Regions from separate parts of the Homo sapiens genome. Here region 1 is linked to region 2. Evidence: chromatin contacts called from ENCODE Hi-C or POLR2A ChIA-PET data. All regions are on one chromosome and are shown on one strand. The core of a region is the stretch at or near the end of the contact, and the rest is flanking DNA. Distances in the headings are between cores, read along the strand shown. Region 1 has its middle 59 kb from the start of KIF5C. Region 2 overlaps EPC2 (enhancer of polycomb 2).

Region 1 (5,694 bases), core at 257-2,756, 94 kb after region 2:
CATGTCTTCAATATAAAAATAAGATATTTTAGACTCTTAGGAAGGCTATTTAACAGAAGACTGGAATAAAAATGTAAAATTCAGTTCCTCAGTCATGCTGGCCCTATTTCAAGCGTCCAAGAGCCCCAAGTTACTAGGGGCTCTTGTGCTGGCCAGCACAGGTGTGTACAGGTGTTAACAAAGTGGTCAGGTCAATTGAGTAGGCGAGCTTGCAGAATCTTACTTCATTATCCCTGTAGATTAACCATGCCTTTTGTTTTCTGTAGAGAAGCAAAACCCTGGAGGGGGTGCCCCTGCCGGGATTAGTCAATTTCTAGATACAGTAAACAACTCACGAGGCAACCTGCCTTTCAAATGCAAACCGAGCAATTCAGAGCCCCAAACCCCAAACCCCAGCCACCTCCGCTATTGGGCTGTCATACTCCCCTAGCGGTACCAGACCACTAGGGGCAGCCCCCATGGCTGCGGAAATGATTCAGACTAGCCAACCTTGAGTCCGCCTACCTTGCCTCACCCGCTCATCCCCTGGAAACCACGGTAAAGACTGTTGCTCTCGTTTTCTCCTGGCCCCCTCTTCCTCCTGCCCAGCCTGGGGCTTCCTCCTGTGTCCCCTGGTGCGGTGGGCCATGTCTCCTGTTTCTAGAGAATCTGTGAGTATAATAAACTTCTTCCTTCAGCCAGGTGCAGTGGCTCACGTCTGTAATCCCAGCACTTTGGGAAGCCAAGGCAGGAGGATCACTTGAGCTCAGGAGTTCAAGACCAGTCTGGTGGTCTTGAACCTGGTTTCAACATGGTGAATCCCTTCTCTACTAAAAACACAAAAAAATTAGCCAGGCGTGGTGGCACAGGCCTGTAGTCCCAGCTACTGGGTGGGGTGGAGGTGGGAGGATCACCTGGGCCAGGAAACTGGAGGCTGCAGTGAGCTGAGATTGTGTCACTACACTCCAGCCTGGGTGACAAAGTGAGACCCTGTCTCAAAAACAAACAAACAAGCAAACAAAAACAACCAAAAAACCTTTCTTCATAATGAAATCGCCTTTGTAAAATTTGTGACAATGAGAGAAATCTGACAGAAATTATGGCAATGAGAAAAATCTGACCCAAATGACTCCGTCTTGCTTCTAATCTCACAAGCTAACTGCCTTTGCTCCTTCCTGGGTGTAGGCCAAGCTAAACAGGAGAGGAATTTAGTTTATAGTTTCACTTTAAAACAAAGATCATAACTGCCCCTTCCTGAAACTAACCCCCACCTTGCTCAGGGACCAAAATTGCCTTTGTAAAACCAATAAAAAATTAGCAACGAGGATAGAATGGGGTTTAGTAGTTGTGTGGCCAGAGGTCACAAGATTTGTAACCTCCCCCAAACGCTTCTATAGAGAACACCACTTTTGTAAAAACTAAAACTGGCATCTGAGGTACCTTTCAGACCTTGCATTCTGATAGACCAGCTGGCACCACCCGGACCAGTAACCCATACCATGGAACTGGCTCGACTGGTCTTATGACCCCCACCCCGGAATGGACTCAGCACAAGAAGATAGCTTCGACCCCCATGATTTCAGCCTCCAACCTACCAATCAGCACTCCCCATTCCTTGGCTGCCTGCCCACCAAATGATCCCTGAAAAACTCTAGCCTCCAAATTCTTGGGGAGATGGATTTAAGAGCTAACTCTCATTCTTCCACTTGGCTGGCCCTGTGATTATTAAACTGTTTATTTGCTGCAAAAAAACAAAAAAAAAAAAACCAAAAAAAAAAAACCGCTGCTATTCTCAGTGCATTGGCTTTGGCAATTACAATGAGTCATTTCGGTGTCTGTGTGTCTTACCAGACCTGATCAGAACAAATCCCTTAAAACACCTTGTTCTGGAGCTCATCTTCTCTTTCATCTACTGCCCCCCTCAACCCTGGCATTCGCCTTCATATCTCTTCTTTGCTCTGAGGATGAAGCTTCTATTTATTTCAGCTCCTGTTTCCTGAGCAGGGCTACCATGTACTGTTGTGCAGGTTGTACACAGCAGCCAGTTAGGGTTGATCTCCGGACTGATCCTGAGATCCTCCCTGTGGCCATCTCACCTAACTCTATCCCACCATGTAACCCTTCCAGACGCATTTGCAGACCCCATGCCTGTGAAACAGAGGGCAGGATCCTATTCAGGCAGCTGCTTTATCATTGCACTGGGTGGATCCTGCTTCCACAGGGAAGGCAGAAAAGATGTGCTCCTCTACCTCCTCAGCCTCTCTGCCTCCGGTGTTCTCACCTTCACCCCCTCCACCTCCACTCCCATCCCCATTTACACTAGGGAGGAAATGACTGCAATAGCTTAAAGCAGGGTCCTTCCCTGCCGCCCTCCTGCCTGTAATCCAGCAGGGCTCAAAATTTCCAAGATGATTTTCTGGAGTCCAGACTACGTCAATGGTTCTCAAACTTTAAATTGAATTAGAATCACCTGGAGGACTTGTTAAAATGCAGATTACTGCCCCCCCCACCCCCCCCACTGCACCCCACCAAGTTTCTGACTCAGAAAGTCTGAGACAAGCCCTGGGAATCTGCATTTTTACTACATCCCAGGTGATGCTGTTGTCTCAGAGACCATACTTTGAAAACCACTGCTCTAGATGCAGTGCTTCAGGCCTCAGCTGCTACTCGAGGTGCCCCTGAACCCTGTCTTCATTCCGGAAACAAGCCTCTCTGTTCTGCAACGCATGGTGCCTGAGCTTTCTGGGGAGAGATTCTGTTCTGAGGTGGATTATTTTGTTCCCCCTCAGCAGTTCTTACACATTGCTCAATGAAAGCTTGTTGGCCAGGAACAAATATCCAATATTGTTCTATATACGCTGTGGTTTTAAACATTTTTACATTTTTTTTTAGAGACAGGTTCTTGCTTTGTCGCCCACGCTGGAGCAGTGGCACAATCATAGCTCACTGCAGCTTCCACATCCTGGGCTCAAATGATCCTCCCACTTCAGCTTCCAAGTAGCTGAGACTACAGGTGTGCCATCTCACCAGGTTGATTTTTAAAAATTCTTCGTCGAGACAGGATCTTGCTTTGTTGCCCAGGCTGGTCTTGAGCTACTACTGGCTTTGAGCGTCCTCCTGCCTTAGCCTCCCAAAGTGCTGGGATTATAGGTGTGAGCCACCATACCTAGCCGTCTGTGTTGTTTTTCATTTGTTTGTTTTTTGTTTGTTTGTTTTTGAGACAAAGTCTCACTCTTGTCCCCCAGGCTGGAGTGCAATGGCACGATCTCGGCTCACTGCAACCTCCGCCTCCCAGGTTCAAGCGATTCTCCTGCCTCAGTCTCCCGAGTAGCTGGGATTACAGGTGCCTGCCACCACGCCCCGTTAATTTTTGTATTTTTAGTAGAGACAGGGTTTCACCATGTTGGCCAGGCTGGTCTCGAGCTCCTGACCTCAGGTGATCCACCCTCCTTGGTCTCCCAAAGTGCTGGGATTACAGGCATCAGCCACCGTGCCTGGCCGCTGTCTGTGTTTTTGACACTGAAGTGATGGTGGTAATTTTCAAAGCTCTACAGAAATACTCATTAAATTCCCCCTACCCTCAGCTGAGTGAGACTAGGGTTCTGATTCTAGGACAAATAAGGATCTTTGGGGCTCATTGCTATGAGCTATAAATGTCCCAGGGAGAAAAATCAAGTAGGGTCTTATTTTAGAGAAACCTATCTCTGCCTGGCTCTCTCTCCTTTCCCACTTGATAAAGATATTGGCTTTTCAGAACTCCCAGCTCAGCTTCTGAAAGCCACAGTGGTATGAGTGGAGCACTGAAAAGAAAAGCAGGAACCCCTCCCCCACTTGGTGCCAGCTTTCCTTGGAGAGCGGGGAAGCATCATTAAATGACAGCAAGTTGAAAATTGTCAGCGAGATAGGCTATTTGCATGCGACATTGAAACCTCTATGCAATCGTCATTTCCGAGTTGTGACTGCCTGTCTGCAAGGACACATTGGATGGTTCCCAGATCACTGCAGCCTCCAAAATTGGACCTGGTTTTATGAGCTGACGTCTGGATATGATGTCTCCTGGGAAAGTGGGGGTGGAGGAGAGAGAAGATTTTAAAGAGCTCCTTAAATTAAAACCCAAAGCATCTCCAGTCTGCACAGTGAGAACTGCGTCAGCCAGGCACACTTTCTCTTTGCACAGCCTGTAAATGATGCTGAGAGATGGTCTCCCGGACTGCCTGTCATTTAACTCTTTCTGCACTGGGGGACAGGGCAATCTTCTGGAGCCAAACTGTATGATGCAGCAGGGAGCTCAGAGCACATTTTGAATCAGAGTTTCTGATCCCTAGAATCACTCGATGAACTTTTAATTTTTTATCTATCTATTATCTATCTATCTATTTATTTTATACCCCAATTTTGTGATTCCAATGAGCTTTAAAAAGTTACCCATACCTGGGCCTCCTCCTCAGATCAATTAAATCAAAATTTCTGAGATTGGAGCCTGGGCATTAGTAATTTTTACCTCGCCTGCATTTTAGGTAACTCAAATGTGCAGCCATTATTGAACCCCATTGCTTAAAGTCTTTCTGTTTCTTACTGGCTGGGTGATATTGGGAGGTTGTTTAGCTGCTTTCCCTATTGATTCAATGTGGTGACTGTTATTTGCCTCCCAGAATTGTCGTGAGTAGCATAGGAGGTATAAAGAGCTTAGCACAGTAGAGGGCTCACAGTAAGTGCTCAATAAACGGTGTATTCTATTTGAGCTTAGGTTAGCAATTGAGGGAAGACCTGGAGCCTAGAAATATAGTGGAAAATAAAATTGAAAACAAAGTCTAAGGAAGTGTAATGGCAAGCTATGGATTAGGAGAAAATATTTATAATACATATATGTGATTAAAAAAAAACCTGGTACCCAGAATATAGAAAGAATCCCTATAAATCAGGGATAAAAGGATAAACAACATAGGGTCAAAAGACTTAAGATACCTCAGAAAAGACATGAGATTATCCAATAAGTGCATGCAAAGATGTTTAACATCACTAGTTGTGAGGGAAATGCAAATTAAAATCACGAGAGATCACACCCATTGTAACAGCTGAAATTCGAAAGACTGACAATATCAAGTATTGGTTACAACACGAGTGTAATTCAAGTCAGTTATTCCTATGAATGATTGGAATGCTTATTCATCATGGGTAGAAGCGTAAAATGGTACAATCACTTTGTCAAGCTGTTCAGTAGCTTCTCATAAAGCATATACAATGTCTTTGAGAAGTTCATGAAAAATGCATATTATGAAAAAACTATGCATGGATTTCAAAAAAATTTTGCCGCCAAATAAACTCATACTAATTTGTTGTAACTTGTCTGAACAGGATCTAGTTTGAGGCATTTAGAAGGATAAGACATCAGTTTGGAAATAGTCCCTATTAGAGCAACATCAATTCTGTTAAAATTGAAGCAAGAACAAACATCAAATTGATGATGAGTCTTAGGTGGCAGAATGGTGAAATCACTGATGTTTCATGAAAAATTTATGGGGGCAGTATCCTCAAATAAATCAGTTTACAAATATATAACTAATATAAGAAGGGACAAGATGATGTTGAATATAAAGCCTGGAACAGCAGACAATCCACATAAATTTGTGAGGGAAAAATTCATCTTGTTTGTGTCCTGATTGCAGAGGATTGATGATTAATAGTACAAACAATAGCCAAGACCATTGACATCTC
Region 2 (5,369 bases), core at 2,450-4,949:
GGGATTCAGTTTCTTCCTGGTTCAGTCTTTGGAGGGTGTATGTGTCCAGGAATTTATCCATTTCTTCTAGATTTTCTAGTTTATGTGCATAAAGGTGTTTATAGTATTCTCTGATGGTTTGTATTTCTGTGGGGTCAGTGGTGATATCCCCCTTATCATTTCTGATTATATTTATTTGACTGTTCTGTCTTCTTTATTAGCCTAGCCTAGTGGTCTGTCTTATAAATTTCAAAAAAAACAACTCCTGGATTCATTGATTTTTTTTTTTTTTTTTTTTGAGGAGTTTTTCTTGTCTCTGTCTACTTCGATTCAGCTCTGATATTGACTATTTCTTGTCTACTGGTAGCTTTGGGGTCTGTTTGCCCTTGGTCCTCTAGTTCTTTTAGCTGTGTTGTTAGGTTGTTAACTTCAGATCTTTCTAGCTTCTAGATGTGGGCATTTAGTGCTATAAATTTCCCGCTTAACACTGCTTTAGCTGCATCCCAGAGATTCTGGTACATTGTATCTTTGTTCTCATTAGTTTCAGAGAAATTATTGATTTCTGCCTTTATTTCATTATTTACCCAAGAGTGATTTGGAAGCAGGTTGTTCAGTTTCCATGTAGTTAGTTGTGTGGTTTTGAGTGCATTTCTTAATCTTGAGTTCTAATTTGGTTGTGCTGTGGTCTGACAGACTTTGTTATTATTTCAGTTCTTTTGCATTTGCTGAGGAGTGTTTTACTTCCAATTATGTGATCAATTTTACTCAAGTAAGTGCCGTGCAGTAATGAGAAGAATGTATATTCTGTTGTTTTTGGGTGGAGAGTTCTATAGGTATTTGTCAGGTCTACTCTATCCAGAGCTGAGTTCAGATCCTGAATATCTTTTAATTGTCTTTCTCTATGATCTGTCTAATATTGTCAGTAGGGGTGTTAAAGTCTCCCACTATTATTGTGTGGGAGTCTAAGTCTCATTGAAGGTCTCTAAGAACTTGCTTTATGAATCTGGGTGCTCCAGTATTGGGCACATATATAGGTTAGTTAGCTGTTCTTGTAGAATTGAACCCTTTACCATTATGTCATGCCCTTCGTTGTCTTTTTTGATCTTTGTTGGTTTAAAGCCTGTTTTATCAGAAACTAGGATTGCAACCCCTGCTTCGTTCTGTTTCCCATTTGCTTAGTAAATTGTCTTCAGTCTCTTTATTTTGAGTCTTTGTGTGTCTTTGCATGTGAGATGGGTCCCTTGAAGGTAGCGTAGCAATGGGTCTTGATTCTTTATCCAGCTTGCCATTCTGTGTCTTTTAATTGGGGCAGTTAGCCCATTTACATTTAAGGATAGAATTCTTATGTGCGGATTTGATTCTCTCATCATGCTAGCTGGTTATTTTGCAGACTTGTTTATGTGCTTGCTTCATAGGGACTGATCTGTGTACTTCAGTGTGTTTTTGTAGCAACTGGTAACTGTTTTTCCTTTCCATATTTAGTGCTTCCTTCAGGAGCTCTTGCAAGGCAGGCCTGATGGTGATGAATTCCCTCAGCATTTGCTTGTCTGAAAAGGATCTTATTTTTCCTTTGCTTATGAAGCTTAGTTTGGCCCAATATGACATTCTGGGGTGGAAATTCTTTTCTTTAAGAATGTTGAATATTGACCCGCAGTCTCTTCTGGTTTGTAGGATTTCCACTGAGAGGTCTGTTGTTAGTCTGATGGGCTTCCCCTTGTAGGTGACCTGGCCCTTCTCTCTGGCTGCTCTGAGCATTTTTTCTTTCATCTTGATCTTGGAGAATCTGATGATTATGTGTTTTGGGGATGATTCTTCTCATGGAGTATCTTACTGGGGTTCTCTGTATTTCCTGAATTTGAATGTTGGCCTGTCTTGGTAAGTTGGGGAAGTTCTCCTAAATGATATCCTGAAGTATGTTTTTCAACTTGGTTCCAACTCCCCATCACTTTCAGGTACCTCAGTCAGTCGTAGATTCAGTCTGTTTACATAATCCCATATTTCTCAGAAGTTTTGTTCATTCCATTTCCTTCTTTTTTCTCTAGTATTGTCTGCTTGTCTTAATTCAGAAAGCCAGTCTTCCAGCTCTAAGATTCTTTCCTCTGCTTGGCCTGTTCTTCTATTAATATTTATGATTGCATTGTGAAGTTCTCGTGTTGTGTTTTTTTAACTCCATCAGGTCATTTATCTTCCTCTCTAAACTGGCTATTCTGGTTATCAGCTCCTGTATAGTTTTAACATGATACTTAGCTACTTTGCATTGGGTTAAAACATGCTCCTTTAGCTCAGTGAACTTCGTTGTTACCACCTTCTGAAGTCTACTTCTGTCATTTCAGCAATCTCAGTGTCAGCCCAGTTCTGAGCCCTTGCTTGAGAGATGTTGTGGTCATTTGGAGGAAAAGGACACTCTGGCTTTTTGAGTTTTCAGTGTTTTTGCATTGATTCTTTCTCATCTTTGTGGGCTTATCTACCTTTGATCTTTGAGGTTGCTGACCTTTGGGTGGTATTTTGTGGTTTTTCTTTGTTGTCGTTTTCTGTTTGTTTTTCTTTTCATAGTCTGGTCACTCTTCTGTAGGGCTGCTGCAGTTTGCTGGAGGTCCGCTCCAAACCCCAGTTGCTCTGGTTCTTCCTGTACCTGGAGGTATCACCAGTGACGCCTGCAAAACAGCAAAGATGGCAGCCTGCCCCTTCCTCTGGAAGCACCATCCCAGGAGGGTGCTGACCTATTGCCACCTGAACACGCCTGTAGGGGGTGGTTGGAGACCCCAGTTGGGAGGTTTCACCCAGTTAGGAGGAATGGGATCAGGGGCCCGCTTAAAGCAACAGTTTGGCCTCTTTTTGTTAGAGCAGCTGTGCTGTGTTGGTGATCCCTTTAGCCACCATTTGATCTGGGCTCTCCAAGCCCCACTGGCTGAACTGGCTGAGGAGCCCAAACAGCCAAGGTGGCAACCTGCCCCACTCTTCAGGCACTCCATCCCAGGGAGAAATTGGAGCTCTTTCGGCCCATAGAACATGGGTGGTGACTAGAGGCTCTGGCTGGGAGGACCCGCCCCACAAGGAGGAGTGGATTGGGGGTCCTGATTACAGAATCAGTCTGGCCATGCCTTGACAAAACAGCTGTGTCATGGTAGGGAACTGCCTCTGCCCAGGTAGCAGCCCTCCCCTCTCCTGGACACTTTGTCCCAGGGAGAGATAAGAAAGGTAAGAGCTCTGTCAGGCCATGGCTGGAGGGCCTGGCTGGGAGGTCCCACTCAGTGAAGAGGAATGGATTGGAGCTTCACTTAAAGAAGTAATCTGGTCAATATCTGGCAAAGCTGCTGAGTTGTGCCACTGGGGGGACCCTTTCTCGTCTGGACCATTTGGACTCTCCAGGGTCTGCAGGCTGGAACAGCTGTGTTGACCAAACAGCAGAGATGGTGCTGGCCTCTCCCCACAGCCTATTGCTGGTGGCTGCTTGGAATTCCAAGCCAGTGGGTCTTATCTTGTGAGGTGTCATGGAAGTGGGCCTGCAGAACAAGGCTGCTCAACTTTCTGGATTCCAACCCCTCTCGGGGGGTATATGTGGACCTCCCGCCTTGTCTGAGTTGCAGACACGTTTGTTGGAGATCCCGGTACTGGAGTATGTAAAGCTCTTGGGTCTCTGTGCATGCCTGAGCAGCTGCTCTGCTGAGACTCCACGCAGCTCCGTGTGTTGGCCCCAAGGCCCTGGTGGCGTGGACTCATAAGGGGATCTCCTGATCCCCGGGTTGCAAAGATCCATGGGAGAAGCGTGGTTTCCCTGGGTCGCATAATCACTCATCACTTCCCTTGGCTGGGGATGGGGGTTTCCTTGGCTTGTGTTGCTCCCAAGTGGGCCGCCGCGCCACCCTGCTTTTCCTCATTCCCCGTGGGTCGAGCTGTTTCCCTGATAAGTCTCAATGCGACTACCTGGATTATTTCAGTTGAAAGTGCAGTATTCACTCGCCGCTTTCGTTCCTCTCCATGAGCGCCACGGACTGCAGCTGCTTCTAATCGGCTGTCTTGGCCCTGTCCCCAGAATTGCTTCATTAAGACTATATCTGTCTGTATGCTATGTGTAAGTAAACTGCTTATGTATATAAGCATTCATAATTGAATATATTGTTCCTATTATTGTTTTGAACAAGCTGTTGTCTGTTAGATAATTAACAGTAAGAAAATAAAAGTTTTTATTTTACCCTTTCTCCCCAGTACTCTTCCTATGTTTATGTAGATCTGAGTTTCTAACCTATATCATTTTCCTCCTCTCAAAAGTACTACTTTTAAGATTTCTTATAAGGCAGGTCTACTGGCAACAAAGTCCTCAATTTTTATTTGTCTGAGAAAGTTTTTATTTCTCCTTCACTTTTGAAGGGTATTTTCACAGAGTGCAGAATTTTAGGTTTGTAGGTTGTTGGGTTTTTTTTTTTAACTCAACACATGAAATATTTCACTCCATGCTGTTCTTACTTCCATGATTTCTGAGGAATATCTGATGTGATCTTATCTTTGCTCCTTTGTAGCTAAGGTGTTTTTTCCCCTTTGGCTTCTTTCAAGGTTTTTTCTTTACCTTTGATTTTCTGATGTTTGAATATCATATGCCTAACTATAGGGTGGTTTTGTTTATTTTTGTTTTGGCTTTTATCCTGCTTGGTGGTGTTTGAGCTTCCTCAATCTGTGGTTTGATGCCTGACATTAATTTGGAGAAATTCTCAGTCATTGTTGCTTCACATGTTGCTTGTGTTCCTTTCTTGGAATTTGCATTATGCATATTTATACATTTAGTAGTATTCTGTTTTATTCTTTTTTTTTTTTTTTTTGCCTTGCTTTTCAGTCTTGGAAGTTCCTATTGTCATATCATATTACCAGGCTCCAAGATTGTTCTGTCAGCTGTGTCCAGTCTACTAGTGAGCCCTTCAGATGCATCTCTATTATATTAAATAGTAATTTGTATCTTTGTTTCTTTTTCTGTTTTGATTTCTTTTTTTTTTTTTTTTTCAGAATTCTCATCTCTCTTCTTATATTATTCATCTGTTTTTGCATGTTGTCTGTTTTTTCCATTAAAGCCTTATAGTTTTCTGAAATTCCTGGTTGGAAAAGTACAGCATTCTTTTCATATCTGACTCTGATTCTGATGTTTGCTTAGCTGCTTAGTATGTCTTATAATTTTTCTTGAAAGGTGGACATGATGTAACTGGGTAAAGGGAACTGCAGAAATACAGGACTTTAATGATGCGGTTTTATGGTGTGTTTTGTGGGGTGAGATTTGATAGTTTCATGATGAGGTCTGTCTTTTGGTGAGCCTGTGTCTCTGGACTGTGAACTTCACCAGTGCTTCTCAGTTTTTCCCCCCTTAGGGTGGGACAGGCTGTCTAAAGGGGGCTGGAGTTGGGTAT

What was found. A loop is a pair of places that touch in the nucleus more often than their neighbours do. ChIA-PET counts read pairs that join two places held with the same protein, here RNA polymerase II (POLR2A). Pooled maps may share reads with other maps.
Region 1: a map of endometrial microvascular endothelial cells shows a loop between it and region 2 (6-fold over the local background). The contact joins two enhancer-like sites. A Hi-C loop is called at or near these places in 2 of 168 maps with a recorded cell type or tissue (endometrial microvascular endothelial cells and sigmoid colon) and 7 of 50 pooled maps. POLR2A ChIA-PET finds 5 or more read pairs at or near these places in 1 of 52 experiments (H1).

The regions. Positions count from the first base shown.
Region 1 is chr2:148,813,452-148,819,145 of GRCh38, forward strand. No RefSeq gene overlaps it. Among named protein-coding and RNA genes, the nearest start is that of KIF5C, 59 kb to the right of the region's middle. Within about 2 kb of position 1,507, at least 8 of the 41 ENCODE cell types and tissues checked have a DNase peak (open chromatin) inside an H3K27ac peak, as active enhancers do.
Region 2 is chr2:148,716,937-148,722,305 of GRCh38, forward strand. All of the region lies in intron 2 of EPC2 (enhancer of polycomb 2), which reads left to right. Among named protein-coding and RNA genes, the nearest start is that of EPC2, 75 kb to the left of the region's middle. Within about 2 kb of position 3,700, at least 6 of the 41 ENCODE cell types and tissues checked have a DNase peak (open chromatin) inside an H3K27ac peak, as active enhancers do.